2 separate regions of the Homo sapiens genome follow, and region 1 is linked to region 2. Evidence: chromatin loops called from intact Hi-C (ENCODE). Cell type or tissue: HCT116. All regions are shown on one strand. Region 1 holds the start of LOC105372991 (a long non-coding RNA gene). Region 2 overlaps OSBP2 (oxysterol binding protein 2).

Region 1 (8,000 bases), 310 kb before region 2:
GAGGCAGAGGCTGCAGTTAGCCAAGATTGTGCGACTGTACTCCTGCCAGGGCGACAGAGCAAGAGTCGATCTCCAAAAAAAAAAAAAAAAAGCAAGATGTAGTTGGTTAGTTCAGATCTCTTTCACTGTTATAATTTTGCAATGGTAGTTTCAAGCATAAGCTGAGTGTGATGGCTCACGCCTGTAATCCCAACACTTTGGGAGGCCAAGGCAGGTGGATCACCTGAGGTCAGGAGTTTGAGACCAGCCAAGCCAACATGGAGAAACCCTGTCTCTATTATAAACACACAAAAAATTACCCAAGCACGGTGGTGTGTGCCTGTAATCCCAGCTACTCAGGAGGCTGAGGGAAGAGAATCACTTGAACCTGGGAGGCAGAGGTTGCAGTGAGCTGAGATCACGCCACTGCACCCCAGCCTGGGCAACAGAGAGGGACTCCATCTCCAACAAACAAACAAACAAACAAAAAACATATATTAAACAATTACTCATCAGTTTTGGAAAGAAGTGGGCAGTTCCCCTAACTGACGGTTCCTCCTCTTTTTAGACCATATAGGGTAATGTCCTGATGTTGCCATGGCATTTGTAAACTGTTGTGGTGCTGGTGGGAGTGTCTTTTAGCATGCTAATGTACTATAAGTAGCATATCATGAGCAACGAGGATGATCAGAGGTCACTTTCTTTGCCATCTTGGTTTTAGTGGTTTTCGGCTGGCTTCTTTACCACATCCGGTTTTGTGTTATGTTGGGTTTTTGGTTTTTTTTGTTTTTTTTTTTTTGAGACGGAGTCTTGCTCTGTCACCCAGGCTGGAGTGCAATGGTGTGATCTTGGCTCACTACAACCTCTGCCTCCCAGGTTCAAACAATTCTCCTGCCTCAGCCTCCTGAGTAGCTGGGATTACAGGCACATGCCACCATGTCCTGCTAATTTTGTATTTTTAGTAGAAACGGGGTTTCACTATGTTGGTCAGACTGTCTCGAACTCCTGACCTCAAGTGATCCACCTGCCTCGGCCTCCCAAAGTGCTGGGATTACAGGTGTGAGCCACCGCACCCAGCCACCACATCCTGTTTTATCAGCAAACTTTTTGTGACCTGTATCTTGTGCCAACCTTCTATCTCATCCTGTGACTAAGAATGCCTAACCTCCTGGGAATGCAGCCCAGTAGGTCTCAGCTTTATTTTACCCAGTCCCTACTCAAGATGGAGTCACTGTGGTTTGAAAGTCTCTGATGTTAGGATTGGGGAAGACGCTTGACTGCCAGAATCAGAGGTTGGACACTAAACATAGGGACAGGCTGACATGGGAGGCTGGAGGTGGGCACACGGCTGCTGTGGGATAGAGGGATAGAGAGGACATAAACCCAGAGTCAGTGTCCTGTTGGTTCTACCCCATTTCAGCACCTGTCACTTGGAGTGGACCCCTCGTACTTTTCTTAGCTCCTACTCTCGTATCTATCTCCCTCTTCCCTTCTCCCAGGGGACGAGTGCCAAATGGTCTCTCCCTGCCATTTTGATATCTTCTCTCCAGTCCTGCTCACTCTCTCTCTATATATATTATTTTTCATGAGAAGCAGTCTCGCTCTGTCACCCAGGCTGGAGTGCAGTGGTACGATCTCGGCTCACCGCAACTTCTGCCTCCTGGGTGCAAGCGATTCTTCTGCCTCAGCCTCCCGAGTAGCTGGGATTACAGGCGCCTGCCACCACGCCTGGCTAATTTTTGTATTTTTAGTAGAATTGGGGTTTCACCATGTTGGCCAGGCTGGTCTTGAACTCCTGACCTCGTGATCCGCCTGCTCCACCCTCCCAAAGTGCTGGGATTACAGGCGTGACTCGCCGCGCCCAGCCTTGCTCACTCTATTTTTAAAGTGCCAAACAAATCCCCTCCCTCTTTCTCAAAGCACAGTGATGTGCCACTGAGCCCTGCCCAGCACCTCAGTGGAGGGGGCCTGCTTGCTCTTTGTTTTGGTCCCAGATCCTGGGGTGGGAGAGAAATGTTTGCTGGGCCAGGGTTGGGAGAGGGTTGGAGAGCTGCAGCCACCTACCACTGCTGTACCCCAGGAATACGGCACATGGACATGGCACCCCCCTGCCCAGATGATAAACATGAGCTCCCAAAACATTCTTTTAAATAAATTAGAGGAGCGCAAGGGGGAAAGGGAATTCCTATTCCCAAAGGTTATTTTCGGGGAGGGAAGGCTGTGCATAGGGCCATATTCTTTAGAATCTGTTTTATTAACTGACCTGTTTTGGGACATGTTACCCAAATAAAAGGTGTTTCTAAACAAAACAAGACAAAAATAACAACAAAAGGCCAATCTTAGGTTCTAAAATAGTGATGTTACCTGCAGGAGTACTTGGGGAAGCTGCATATCTTCTGACCTCCAGAATAATGACTGGCTATCATTTATGTCTACACCTTAGGAGAATTCAGCCTTCTCTGTTCTCCTACCCTGGTGGTCTCTTATTAGCTTCGCAAAGGTGGTTGAGTTTTGGGGAAGGGCTATTATCATTTAAACTATAAACTGTCTCCCAAAGTTAGCTTGGCCTAAGCCCAGGAATAATTAGGGGCAGCTTGAAGGCCTGGGGCGAGATCAGGACTTGGCTAGATCATATCTCTTTCACTGCCATAATTTTCTCACTGTTATAATTTTTGCAAAAGTGGTTTCACTCTGGGCTCCCTCTAGGCCAACACTCCCCCCATTGCTGTAGTAGCTGCCTCCTCTGTGAGCATTTATCCTGGAGGCTGCACATCATCTGTGTGGCTTTCAGACGCCATTGGCCTCATGGTGAAGTGGGGTTAGCAACAGAGACTCCTCCCACCAGCTTGGGAGGGCTGAAGTGAGACATCCCAGGTTCCTGGCCCAGAATGGGCAGTCGCCCCCTCCCAGGCAGCCCAGCCCCTGCCTCTGCCCCAAACACCCAGGGGTAGTTGCTGAGTTTAGCAAATAACAGGGTGCTCAAATGTGAATTTCGGATAAACAGCAAAGGATGTTTTAGAAGTGTACCCCTAACATTGCATGGCACATACTTATACTAAACTGGGCATCCTGTATTTTACCTGGCAACCTTACTTGAAGGGGTATCCACAGAGCTGGAATACCTCCTTCAAACACTCTAGCCATGTACAACTGGGAAGCTCTTTCTCCAGGGAAAGCTTACCTCTTTCCTGGGCAGGGGACCAGAAGCAATTCTTTGGGGCTTTGAGTTCTGTGCTAAGTCATTCATATGGGTGGGGAAACAGGTACAGAGAGGTCAACTAGACAGGAGGTGGCAGATGGTGGTTGTGATGGGAAATCGCCATTCCCTGTGTAAGAGGATGGAGCGGACCTCAGCTGGGATGGGGCGGGGTCTTTTCCCACCCCCGGGTTTTGTGGCCTTTGTCCTAGTGCATGCTGGGAGTCGGGCCCCAAGTGGCCATCTTCACGCAATACTAGCAATAACCACAAGGGGGGAGCACCTCCCAACGTGCCCATGTTGGCCGATTCAAACTGATTATTGATAAACTCTTAGTGAATTGCTCATAGTGGGCACCGGGTCCTGTTCTAAGCAATTCATGCGATGTGACTCATTTAATCTTAACAACCTTCAACAGAAATGGGGTACAAAAAATAATAATAATCTTCATAACCTCATCTTGAGATGGATGTTGTTATTAGGTCTCTGTTTCCTAGAGTTAAAATCACTGACCCAAGCTCACGCAGTCCCCTAACTCCCGATACCTCCCCCAGCCTAGGACTGCTTTTGCCCACTGCCCTTCCAGCCTATGACCCTCTACACAGTCAGGGGATGATTCATAGGCTGTGTGACCTTGGGCAAGTTACCTAATGTTCTGAGCATTGGTTTTCTCTCTGCACAGTTCTCTGTAATGACCTGAAGCTGTTGTGAGGATTACAGACAAAATGATTCACAAAGCATCCAGGCAGAGTGGGGCTCACAGCAAGAGCTCCACAAATACTGGCCATTATTTTTGTGGCAAGAGACATCCACTTCAAGGGCAAATGATTGAATCGTTCCATCTGTGTCTAACCCAGATATAAAAAATGCCAATTACATGGTTCAAGGATTCCACTTTTAAGAATTTATTCAGAGGAACTAATTGGACAATTGTCCAGAGATGTGCATCTGAGGATTGTTGGGGTCTTATTTGTGTGAGCTAAAAGCTTGGGAATTCCTTAATTGCCCATTGCATAAAGAAACATTCTGATCTGATCACACTGGTGGCTGAATCTCTCCAGGTCCCTCCTCTGTCCCAATACTTTTCATGGCTTATGACGGTCCCCAGGATCCAGTCTGAACACATCAGTTTGGCATTCAAAATCCCCTGGCCTCATCTCTCACCACACACATCCCTGCACCCATGCTATTGCCTCCCCTGAATCCTCGTCATTCTCTGGATGTGCCCTGCCCACCCTGCCTCCCTGCCTTTGCTCAGGCCATGTCATCTGCCAGCAATGCCCGCCCCCCATCCCATTTCCCTTTTTTCCCAGCCTTCAAGGTCCAGCTCTAACGGTACCCGCTCCATGAACCCTGCTTGGCTCCCTCCCCAAGACGGAATCATCTTGCCCTACAGTCCCCTCCATCACGCGCTCAGCCCTCCCCTTGGACACCCACAGAGCACGTGGATGGAGCTCTTTCTGTGTGCCATGCACTGAGCTAAGCATCGCATTATGTAACCTCCATCGCATTATGTAGCCTCATGAGACAGGTGCCATCATTATCACCTTCCTGCAGATGAGAAAATGAAGTCCACTGTGCAGTGACCCTTCATCAGCATTAACTCTGTGAACCCAAAAGTATCTGAAACAGGTCTCAATCAATTTAGAGGGTTTATTTTGCCAAGGTTAAGGATGTGGCCATGACACAGCCTCAGGAGGTCCTGACAACATGTGCCCAAGATGGTTGGGGTACAGGTTGCTTTTATACCATTTGGGAGGACATAAGACATCAATCAATACATGTAAGATTTACATTGGTTTGATGTGGAAGGATGGGGCAACTCCAAGCAGGGGCTTCCAGGTAATAGGTAGATTTAAAAATTTTCTGATTGGCAATTGGTTGAAAGAATTATCAATAGAAAGAAATTATCAATAGAAAGTCTGGGTTAGCGGGAGGTGGAGGTTGCAGTGAGCTGAGATTGCGCCATTGCACTCCAGCCTGGGTGACAACAGCGAGACTTTGTCTCAAAAAAAATAAAAGAAAGTCTGGGTTAGGATAAGGGTCATGGAGCCCAAGGGTTTTTTGTTTTTGTCTGTTTTTGTTTTTTTGAGACAAAGTCTCCCTCTGTCACCCAGGCTGGAGTGCAGTGGTGCGATCTTGGCTCACTTCAACCTCTGCCTCCCGGGTTCAAGCTATTCTCCTGCCTCAGCCTCCTGAGTAGCTGGGATTACAGGTGCCCGCCATCAGGCCTGGCTAATTTTTGTATTTTTAGTAGAAATAGGGTTTTTCCATGTTGGCCAGGCTGGTCTTGAACTCCTGACTTCAGGTAATCCACCCGCCTCGGCCTCCCAAAATGCTGGGATTACAGGCGTGAGCCACCGCGCTGGGCCAAGACCAAGGTTTTATCATGGACTTAGGGTCTGTGTCGATGTTCATGTTGGTCAGCTTTTCCTGAATTCCGAAAGGGAGGAGGGTATCATGACGCACGTCCGACCCCACTCCCTTCCCATCATGGCCTAAACTACTCTTTCAGGTAAACTTTGCAATGCCCCTGGCCGAGAGGAAGGGTCCATTCAGATGTTTGGTGGGGGATCTTAGAATTTTATTTTTGGTTTACAACTCTTACTAGTGTTAGTAAATCCATCGTGAGTGAGGAGGACTTTGGAGCCTTCCTTAAAATCAGGGGGCATTGCAGATAGGTGTGTGTGTTTGGCAGGGCTGGGGTGGGTGTCGCTGGAAGAGGACTGTGGAAGTGTTTGGCTTGGGCCCAGCTCAGCCATGCCCTAGGCTTATCTGTGGGCTCCAGGTTCCTTCCCCAGCCTCTTCTGGGCCTATTTAAGGAGGCTTTGGGGTGGCGGGCAATGTTTTTTTTTTTTTTCATGATGGCTGCCCCCAAGGGTCTTCTGCTGGTTGCTCTAGTCTTGCTACTTGGTAAGTTCTGGGCATAGGACTCCCTTGGGAGAGGGGGTGGTGGAGCAAGGGCCTTCCTCCTGCCCTCTCTGCCCATGACCAAGCCTCCCTTGGCCAGCTGTGCACCTGGTAAGGCCGCTCCGGGATAACCACCACCCCAGGCCTGGGCTGCAGGTCTTGGCATCCTGAAGATACAAGCAAGAGGAGACTTCTTTCCTCATAGCCTGTGAGTCACTCTGCTGGGTGCCCTCTGACAGCCCTACCCCCCCAATGCCTCTGACCCCTGGGGTCCCTTGCTCCTTCCCCCAATGAGATCTGAAGCCACCAGGATCCCAGGTCACCCATTTCTCTCCCTTGACCGTCACAGTGCATCTGGGGAGCCTTTCAGTCTTGTCGCAGGTTGAGCAGGGGCCTCCTGGGGTCCAGGGCAGTCCTGCTTCCTGAGGCTAGGGCTCCCCAGCCAGGCCAAACCCCAGGTGCAGGGCTCACTCCTATCCTGCTCTCTTGGCCTCCTGAGCAGAGCTTGGCATGCAGTAGATGCTCAGTAAACACTAAACAAATGCCTTACATTCTCCTAAAAAAAAAAAAAAAAAAAGCCCAGACCAGGAGTGGTGGCTCACACATGTAATCCTAGCACTGGGAGGCCAAGGTAGGAGGATTGCTTGAGGTCAGGAATTTGAGACCAGCCTGGGCAATGTAACAATACCTCATCTCTACCAAAAAAAAAAAAGAAAGAAAGAAAGAAAGAAAAAAAACCCAGGCATGGTGATGTGTACCTGTGGTCTCAGCCACTCAGGAGGCTGAGAGGGGAGAATCACTTGAGCCCAAGAGCTCAAGGTTGCAGTGAGCTATGATCGCACCACTGCACTCCAGCCTGGGCCACAAAGCAAAGCCCTGTCTCTAAAAAACAAACAAACAAACCTCCAAAACTTCTTTCCCTTCCTTGGTCTGCCCTAGGCCCTCTGAGTATAGATAACCCCTCTTAGAAGCAGCATGGCAAGGCGGTCAGGAGCCCAAATGGGAAAAAGAATTAACTGGAGACCACGTAGGGGGTGAGTCCTCTTACACACAGGCCAGTTACTCACACAGACAAAAATTAGTTACTGGCAGGGAGGGGTAAAGGCCTACTTAGCTTGCATTTTCGTACCATTTGGTATGCCATCACTTGCGAGTTTGAGTGTGAGTTCTGTAGCTCATGGCTGCATATAATCACGGGCAGATGACAGCAAGACTTCCCAGACTCACTTTCCACATCTGTAAAATTGAGGTGGTTATGAGAAAACAAAACAAACAAAAAGAAATGAAAATCCTGAACTCCAGAGGGTCACCAATACTAAGGCATATGCTAAGTTAGTGTTTTATAAAATAGGATTCTATGTGTCATTCTATAATAGAATGACATTATACAATAACTTAATCAAGTACTTTTTCATGCATAAAAGGTATTTTGTGAAAGTTCACAGCTCCACAGAACCCTACTTGTCTGGTCAAGCTGTAACTTAGCCAGTACCTGATTACAGAAGCTCCCCAAGGGTTCCAGTCTGTCCGTTCTTTTTTCTTTTCTTTTCTTTTCTTTTCTTTTTTTTTTTTTTGAGATGGAGTCTTGCTCTGTCGCCCAGGCTGGAGTGCAGTGGCGCGATCTCAGCTCACTGCAACCTCCGCCTCCCAGTTTCAAGTGATTCTCCTGTCTCAACCTCCCGAGTAGCTGGGACTACAGGCTTGCACCACCATGCCCAACTAATTTTTGTATTTTTAGTAGAGATGGGGTTTCACCATGTTGGCCAGGCTTGTCTCGAACTCCTGGCCTCAGGTGATCCACCTGCCTTGGCCTCCCAAAGTGTTGGGATTACAGATGTGAGCCACCACGCCTGGCCCCAATCTGTCCCTGTTGTAAATCAGCGCTGTGGTGAGGAAATACTCCTGGATCAGGGAG
Region 2 (8,000 bases):
GGATTACAGGCGTGAGCCACTGCGCCCAGCCCTCTTCAAATATTTTACAGAGTTTGACTCTTTTCGTTGACACCCAGCACTCATAAATCATCCGCCCACAGCCGGTGGCAGGAGATGGGGCAGAATCACCCGCAGGAGATTAGGCGCCCAGGGCACTTGAGAGGTGAAAGGAAAAAACTGCTTTTACTGTCTTCAAACAACTTATGTCCAACAACATGTGTCGACCCAAAATGAGGCTCAGCAGCCCCCGAGGGATTCACCTCTAGAAAGACATTCACCTTCTGCTCAGGGCAAAGACATGCTGCTTGTGGCTGCAGGAGGGAAAGCCATGGTCATCCTGGGGGAGGCGTGCTCACACTTCCCAAAAGAGTACCTGTGTCAGTCACAGAGGGGTCTGCAAGCTGGGACGGTAGCCCTTCCCTGCCAGCCCTTCCTCAGCCGTGGGCCTTCCCTGGAGCCCAGGACCAGGTGTTGGAGCAGAGTGCTGTTCAGCGGCACCCAGCCACCTCTGCTCACTGCAGTAGTGATTCTCTGCCTGTGCATCTAAAATTTGACCTTTTGAGGTTTTCCAGTTTTATATTTATGGCTCGAACTTGCCAGTTGCCTAAAATGAGCTGAAGGAAGGAATACTTATTTCCAGGCCACATATTTTTTCTTTGCTTTGCTTTTTTTTTTTTTTTTTTTTTTTTTTTTGAGACAGAGTCTCACTCTGTCGCCCAGGCTGGAGTGCAGTGGCACCATCTCGGCTCACTGCAAGCTCCACCTCCTGGGTTCACGCCATTCTTCTGCCTCAGCTTCCCGAGTAGCTGGGACTACAGGCGCCCACCACCACGCCCAGCTAATTTTTTGTATTTTTAGTAGAGACAAGGTGTTACCCAGGATGGTCTCGATCTCCTGACCTTGTGATCCGCCTGCCTTGGCCTCCCAAAGTGCTAGGATTACAGGTGTGAGCCACCGCGCCGGGCCCAGGGTTCTTATTATGCAGATGAAGCCTCCAAGTAGCAGGCTTCAGAGAGAATAGATTGTAAATGGTTCTCACCAGACTTAAAAAGGTGCCACACTCTTAGTTCTCTCCTGGATCAAGGAAAAGACCTGGAAAAGGAAAGAGATTCTCTAAAGAACATAGACTTTCCCAAGAGACAGATTTGCAGGGCCATTTCAAAATATGTCAAAGAAATGTATTTTCAGGTAAAATACTCTGATCTCTTTTAGGGCCTGCTATTTGTCATGTGATACTATACTAGAGTCAGGCTGGAACTTGGTGTCATTGCTACAAAAAGTCTTAAGATCTCTGCTTTAATGTTAATGCTAGGCAGCTGTGCCTGAATTCCAAAGGGAGGAGGGTACAGAGGCATGTCCAACCCCCACTTCCCATCATGACCCTAGCTACTTTTTTTAGGTTAACTTTGGAATGCCCTTGGCTGAAAGGAGGAGCCCATTTACATGGTTGTGGCACTTCGAATTTTTTTTCAGTTTACAGCCCTATATGAACTCAAACTTCAGGAGCAAGGTGTGGCAGCTCCCACAGAGGTGAGAACCAAGACCCTCTGTGGTTGGAAGGGAGATTTGCATATGGATTAGCACAGTGTAAGGTAGGAGGCCCTCAGTGTCTTGGGGTGGCTGGAGGTGGGGTGTGGGGATAGGATGTTACTGGTGGGAGGTGAGACTTGAGAAGCTTTGGAATATGGAGATGGAGGTGAGGAGGGCAGGGAAGAGGACTCCAGGTGGTGGGCATGGTTGGAGCAAAAGGGTAGATGTGTTCAGGGACTGTGAGTGTCCTCTGTGGCCTGGGCATCATAGTCAGACTGCAGCATCCCTCAGCCTGGGAGTCACCAGGGGAGGTTCAAGATAACTTGGTGGAGACAGCTCCGTGCTCCTTCCCTTGAAGCTGAGGGTATTGGCCTGGGCAAGATCTGGGACTAGGACCTCCATCTGGCCAGGAAGGTGGTGGATGGGAGGGCTGGACAGGCTCAGTGGCCAGAGTGTAGAAGTCACCTGTCCACTCCAGGCCAAACCGTCTTTGGTCAGCAGCCACCACAGAGCGGGATGATGTGCTTTCCCAAGGATTTTGCATGTGATGGTTTGAACACGGGTTATTTGGCTCCCTCTGAAAAGAGTTATTATTGGACTTATCCCCAGGAGAAGGGCATATTTGCCTGCAACCCTTCAGGGGGAAACAAACTTTTTCCACATATTTGAAGTTATGAGAGGGATTTGAAAGCAGTGAAGCAAGCATGTCCTGTAGAATGCCCTGGAATGCAGTGGCCTTTTCTCCAGCCAGTTTGGTATTCCTTCCGTTTTGCCTGGTGGCAGCTCTCACATTCCCTTCCACCTGTGTATTTGGGGCTGGATGACACATTGTTCCCTGTGTGGAATTTATTTGTTCTTAATTGTTATGCCCAAATATTGTGTCACATTGATCAAACTCCAAGAAATCAGAGGCACACAGCACTTGAGAGAATTACTCTGAGTCTTTCTTTCTGCTGCTTGGGGAAAAAATAGATTTTCCTTTGAATCTTTTGGCTGGACTTCAGCCAAAAATTGGGCAGACTTTTCCAAGTGCGTGAGAAGATGCTGAAACTCCCTGGATGTGTTTTCCCTGCACACTCCCTCTGTTTATAGTTCCTGTTTATTGTTGACATTGGAAGGCTCCTGTTCTGTGAAAGAAAGCAACGCAATCCTGCAAGGTCACTGAAAGGCAAAATGGTTCTTATGCACTAAAGTGCATGCATATGTCCCTCAGCAGGCTTTGATTGGTGTCCTTGTGTGTCCTGGGGGCTGAGCCAGATGCAGGGAACTCAGAGATGAACAGGCACAGGCTTGGACCTGGCCTTTAAGGAGCTCACTGTTTGGGGCTGAGGAGAGACTCATGTGGGCAGCACAGGTATGCTGGCCCATGCAGAGGAGAGAAGAGCTGTACCTGGGGTGGAGTAGGCACCTCACTGTTTCCCCGTGCCCCTTGGCTTACACCCCACCCTGCTCTGTAGCAAGCTGCCTTACCTTCCCCATGTCCTTTGTGTCACCCCCGAGGGCTCTCCCTTGGCCTCAGGGAAGCCTGTGTGCTGTGCTGTCCTGCCCCGCCGGCCTCATCTTGGGGTCTCCATGTGTGTCTGACTTCTCCACCTGGAGCTCCTCTGCATGGACCTCCTGCTGCTGTGCTGGGGCAGGGGTTGACCTGTCCAGCCCCCTGGCTTCTGGATCAGCTTTGGTCATTGCCTCTTGGGGCTGCCCTTGCCCCATCTCAAAGCCTCCCATTGCCATATAGCTTTCTGCTGACTACATCTTCCTGTCCCCATCACTGATCTTCCCATCTGTCTTCAAGCTCATAAAAACTCCCCGTCCTTGACCCCTCTGCTTTCTTCCTGTATACCCACTCTTTCTGCTGGGCAGCCTCTCCTCTTTCTTGCTGGGACCCTATCTTCCTGACCTCTTAGCTTTCAGCACACGCATCTCCAACGCCCTAGCCAGGATCAGCTCACTTGTGTCCCCCTGTGGGCACTTCTCAGCTGCTGATGGACAACATCTATAGATCTATAGCTGTGTAGGCCGTGGCCACTAAACAGTCATGCTTTACACCCACTGGGCATGCCAGACCCACAGGGGCGCTTAGAGCAGAGTGGGTGCAGAGCTCTGGGCAGCTGATGGCTGGGACCTCAGATGATGTCCTGGGCCACAGATCAGGAGACTTCCCTGCTGGGCTGGAGATGTACAGGGCCCCATATCACCAGAGAGACCAGAGCTCACCACAGGACCAAGCAGCCTTTCAAGAGAGTCCTTATTATCAGATTCTCATTCCTTTCTTATCCTTTATTAGAAAAATTCATATGAGGAAGGGCATGGAGTTTTCTGCTGTTCTGATGAGGAATCAGGCAACCCCAGGACCGTGTGATTGGTTGTTTAAGCAGCTTCCGAAGTGTAGGCCTCTTTTGACTTCGGGAAGCTTTGTCTTATTTCCAGCTGCCATCTGGTGGCTGGATTGAGGCCCTTCTGAGGGCATGTTGAGTCAACCAGGGCTGGCTTGCTCACCTGTCTTTATAAGGTCCCCACAGGGTCATCAGAATGTGAGACCTCTGGGGAGAAGAGTCCAACCAGGAGAAGGAACTTTCACCTACGCAGCCCCCACCCTCCAAGAGGGGCAAACCTGGCCCAGGGACTGGTCGATTGTGCCCCTCTTCAGCGTTCCCCTCCCTGTGCCACTCATTCTTCCAAATCCTGGTGTCTTGGTGCCTCTGCTAGGATTGCACCCCACCCGTCTCAGCCCTCAGGTCCACCAGGGCCCTTGGCCATGGAGCTTGTCCTCAACCCCTGGGCCTCGTTCCCTGGTCGGCATGCTCTTGCATCTTCAGCTGTGCCTTAACGTGGAGCACCAGTCCCCACGCAGCCTGACCCCACTAGGCCCTGTCCACCTCTGCCCCCACATGGTCACCTCCAGACTCTGTGGGCTCTGGCTCAGTAATCTTAAAATCAGAAGCCCTGTTCTGGCCACCACAGCAGTTACCCTTCCAGTGCCCTTCCAGATCTGACTCCTCCAGGTGGCAGTTGCGTTTTTCTTTTCCTTTCTCACTTGGCCTCGCCCTGTGGTTCATCCCTGCTGGGGTGAGTTCTTCCTCTCTCTCCTGGTTGTCTGGCTTCCTTCACACCTGTTTGTCCTCTGTCTAACCATGGGGCAGCCCAGGCACTAGACAGGTTGGGCCCAAATCCAGACTGTGTCACTTATAAGGTGGGTCCCTCTGCCTCTGTCTCTTCACCCACAAAGTGTATGTAATGATAAAGACCTTTTAGGGGCCAGGCATGGTGTCTCACGCCTGTAACCCCAGCACTTTGACTTTGGGAGGCTGAGGTGGGCGGATCACGAGGTCAGGAGTTCCAGACCAGCCTGACCAATACGGTGAAACCCCGTCTCTAGTAAAAATACAAAAATTAGCTGGGCATGGTGGCGCACGCCTGTAGTCACAGCTACTCAGGAGGCTGAGGCAGAAGAATCGTTCGAACCCGGGAGGTGGAGTTTGCGGTGAGCAAAGATCATGCCGCTGCACTCCAGCTTGGACGACAGAGCGAGACTCCATTAAAAAAACAAAACAAACAAACAAAAAAAACCTCTTAGAGTTGTCAAGAGGGATAAATCAAATCATGCTACAAACTGCCCAGCAGTCACTGGAGTGTGGTGGCCACTCAGCTGACGGAAGTAACATTGTCAGTCTTTGGGTGATGACCTGTCAGTTCTGCACCTTCTACCTTCAGGCAGGGGTGATAGGGCCCTTTGCTGAGCACACGTACACATGCTATGCAGCCACGTTCTGCAGTGACCCTCCCAGCCATGCAGACAACACTCCTCAAACCCAGGGTATCTGCTGTGTGGTGACCCCTTCCAACCATGCAGACCACACTCCTCAAACGCAGGGTATCTGCTGTGCGTTGACACCTCCCAGCCAGGCAGACCACACTCCTCAAACCCAGAATATCTGCTGGCCTTGATCAGTACCTGTCCCCTTTGTGTGAGTCCCTCACCACCTTTCTCTCCCATCTCCCAGGGACGTCCTTGCTACTCTGTATATTTTCACTGCTGCCTCCTGCCACACTGCAAAAGATCTTGCTTCCTCATGCATAGAACAAAACCAGATCCACAGCTGAGCCCCTCAGCTCTCTGCCATTACACGCTCCCTGCGTCCCCCCTGCCATATGAATCCCAAATGATTCCAGTGGAGACATTTCTCCCCTTTGAAGCAGTGCCAGCTTCAAAGGGTGATTTTCTCCCTCTTGCTGGGGGACTTGGTTTTATCGCTGTTTTCTTTTTCCTTTTCTTTTCTTTTTTTTTTGAGACAGAGTCTCTGTCGCCCAAGCTGGAGTACAATGGCATGATCTCGGCTCACTGCAACCTCCGCCTCCCGGGTTCAAGTGATTCTCCTGTCTCAGTCTCCCGAGTAGCTGGGTCTACAGGTGGGTGCCACCATACCTGGCTAATTTTTGTATTTTCGGTAGAGACAGGGTTCCACCATGTTGGCCAGGCTGGTCTCAAACTCCTGACCTCAAGTGGTCTGCCCGCCTCGGCCTCCCAAAGTGCTGGGATTACAGACATGAGCCACTGCACCCAGCCTTATTGCTGTTTTGTCACTCCTGTAGCCTCAACCTCTCTCCTGGCCTCTTCCCACTGCATATGACCCACCACTCACTACTTTGAAACTGTACTAGCCAAGGTCTCAGGTCACTTTCCAGACCTGGCAGATGACTAAGAAGTGAACCTGGGTGTCACCTTGAGTCCTGCCCTCCCTGATCCCTCATGTGCAGCTTGTCAGCAGATCCTGTCAGTGCCAGACCTGAGCACTTTCACATCTGCCCACTGCCCTCCATCTGCCTGGCCTCCAACCCAGTTTCACTATCTGACCTCCCAGAGTCTGGACAGCAAGAGTGAGTCTTTTAAAATCCAATTCTGCTCAGTTCCAGTTCCAGGTAGGATTAAGTGAGAAGGTTTCACTCTGCAGCTATGAAACATGGACAGGGCCAGGCACAGTGGCTCATGCCTGTAATCCGTGCACTTTGGAAGCCTGAGGCAGGCCGATCACTTGAGGCCAGGAGTTCGAGACCGGCCTGGCCAACATGGTGAAACCCCATCTCTACTAAAAATACAAAAATTAGCCGGGTGTGGTGGCGCACGCTTGTAGTCCAGCTACTGGGGAGGCTGAGGTGTGATAATCACTTGATCCCGGGAGGAAGAGGTTGCAGTGAGCCGAGATGGCACCACTGCATTCCAGCCTGGGTGACAGAGCGAGACTCTGTCTCAAAAATAAAATAAAATAAAATGTGGACAGAATGCACAGAGCAGCTATTTGAGCACCCTGAAAATTAAGTAGCCACAAGCAGACTAGAGAAGACCAGAATCTGAGGTAACACCAAACAGGTGGTGAGGTTACAATTTTTTCCCTCCAGTATCTTCTAGAGTGGACTCAGGGGAGACCCAGAAGTGAGCAGACAGAGAAAACTCCTGGAGAAGCCCTCTAGTTCAGGCTCAAGGAGGAAAGGGTCCCCTGTCAGTGATAGCAGTGGCGATGAGAGGCCTGCAGGTACCAAAAACTCAGAGGAATCCATGCACACCAGTAGGAAGAGCTCTGGGCCCAAGAAGTGAGGGAACCCCTGTTCCATTTTTCTCTCACTCTTCCTACCACTTAGCCCCCGATATAGGTGTGGTGGTGGGAAGTGGGCAGCCAGAGGACTGAAACAGAGCCCAAGAGAACCAGAAAAAAACAGGAAATCACAGAAAGAGAACACCTTGGGAAAGTGACCCCATAACGTTGTTTTCATGAACTCCTGGCTTCACGTTCAAGCCGCACATGGATGGATCTGATCCTAAACAGCATACTAAAGATTTTGAGAACTGAACTTAAAGCTGCATGAATACCCACGTCCCTGTGGCCACTGGCTGGCACACATGTGGAACAGATCCAACTAGTACTGCAAAGGGCCGGGCGCAGTGTAACCTGGCACTTTGGGAAGCCGAGACAGGTGGATCACTTGAGGCCAGGAGTTCGAGACCAGCCTGGCCAACACGGTGAAACCCCGTCTCTACTAAAAATACAAAAATTAGCCAGGCGTGGTGGTGCACACCTGTAATCCCAGCTACTCGGGAGGCTGAGGCAGGAGAATCGCTTGAGCCTGGGAGGCAGAGCTTGCAGTGAGCCGAGATTGCACCACTGCACTCCAGAGCAAGACTCTGTCTCAAAAACAAAAACAAATAGTACTGCAAAGGCTTTGAAAATGGAACAAACAGTGAAACCACCACCCAGAGACGGCTGGTCACTACCTGTGGCCTTAACCCAACTTATTTGATAGACTGCTAAAATGAAAATATCAAATTACCAACATCAGGAATGAAATAAACAATTAATAGCACTAACAAACATAAAAGGACAATACTACAAAAACATAAAATAGATACATAATACATAAAAGGAATGCTACAGACAACTCTGCTGACAAATTTGACAACTTGGATGAAATGAACCAAT

What was found. Peaks named below come from ENCODE experiments on the same cell type or tissue, not always from the same donor. Only the 100,000 strongest peaks of a DNase experiment are listed, where the experiment ranks them.
Region 1: a loop joins it to region 2, with 12 times the contacts of the local background. A loop is called at or near these places in 14 of 110 quality-filtered maps.

Annotation. Positions count from the first base shown.
Region 1 is chr22:30,441,924-30,449,923 of GRCh38, forward strand. LOC105372991 (a long non-coding RNA gene) reads left to right here and starts at 6,037. Exons shown (of 4, transcript XR_007068061.1): 1 at 6,037-6,088; 2 at 6,186-6,293. It also overlaps a transcript of SEC14L3 not described here. RefSeq lists enhancers at 737-786, 3,259-3,553. In HCT116, a CTCF peak has its summit at 3,452 (motif pointing right); DNase peaks (open chromatin) are centred at 2,890 and 3,437; H3K27ac peaks cover 652 bases.
Region 2 is chr22:30,751,624-30,759,623 of GRCh38, forward strand. All of the region lies in intron 2 of OSBP2 (oxysterol binding protein 2), which reads left to right. Among named protein-coding and RNA genes, the nearest start is that of MIR3200, 24 kb to the left of the region's middle. RefSeq lists a silencer at 3,899-4,048. In HCT116, a CTCF peak has its summit at 3,974 (motif pointing left); a DNase peak (open chromatin) is centred at 3,938.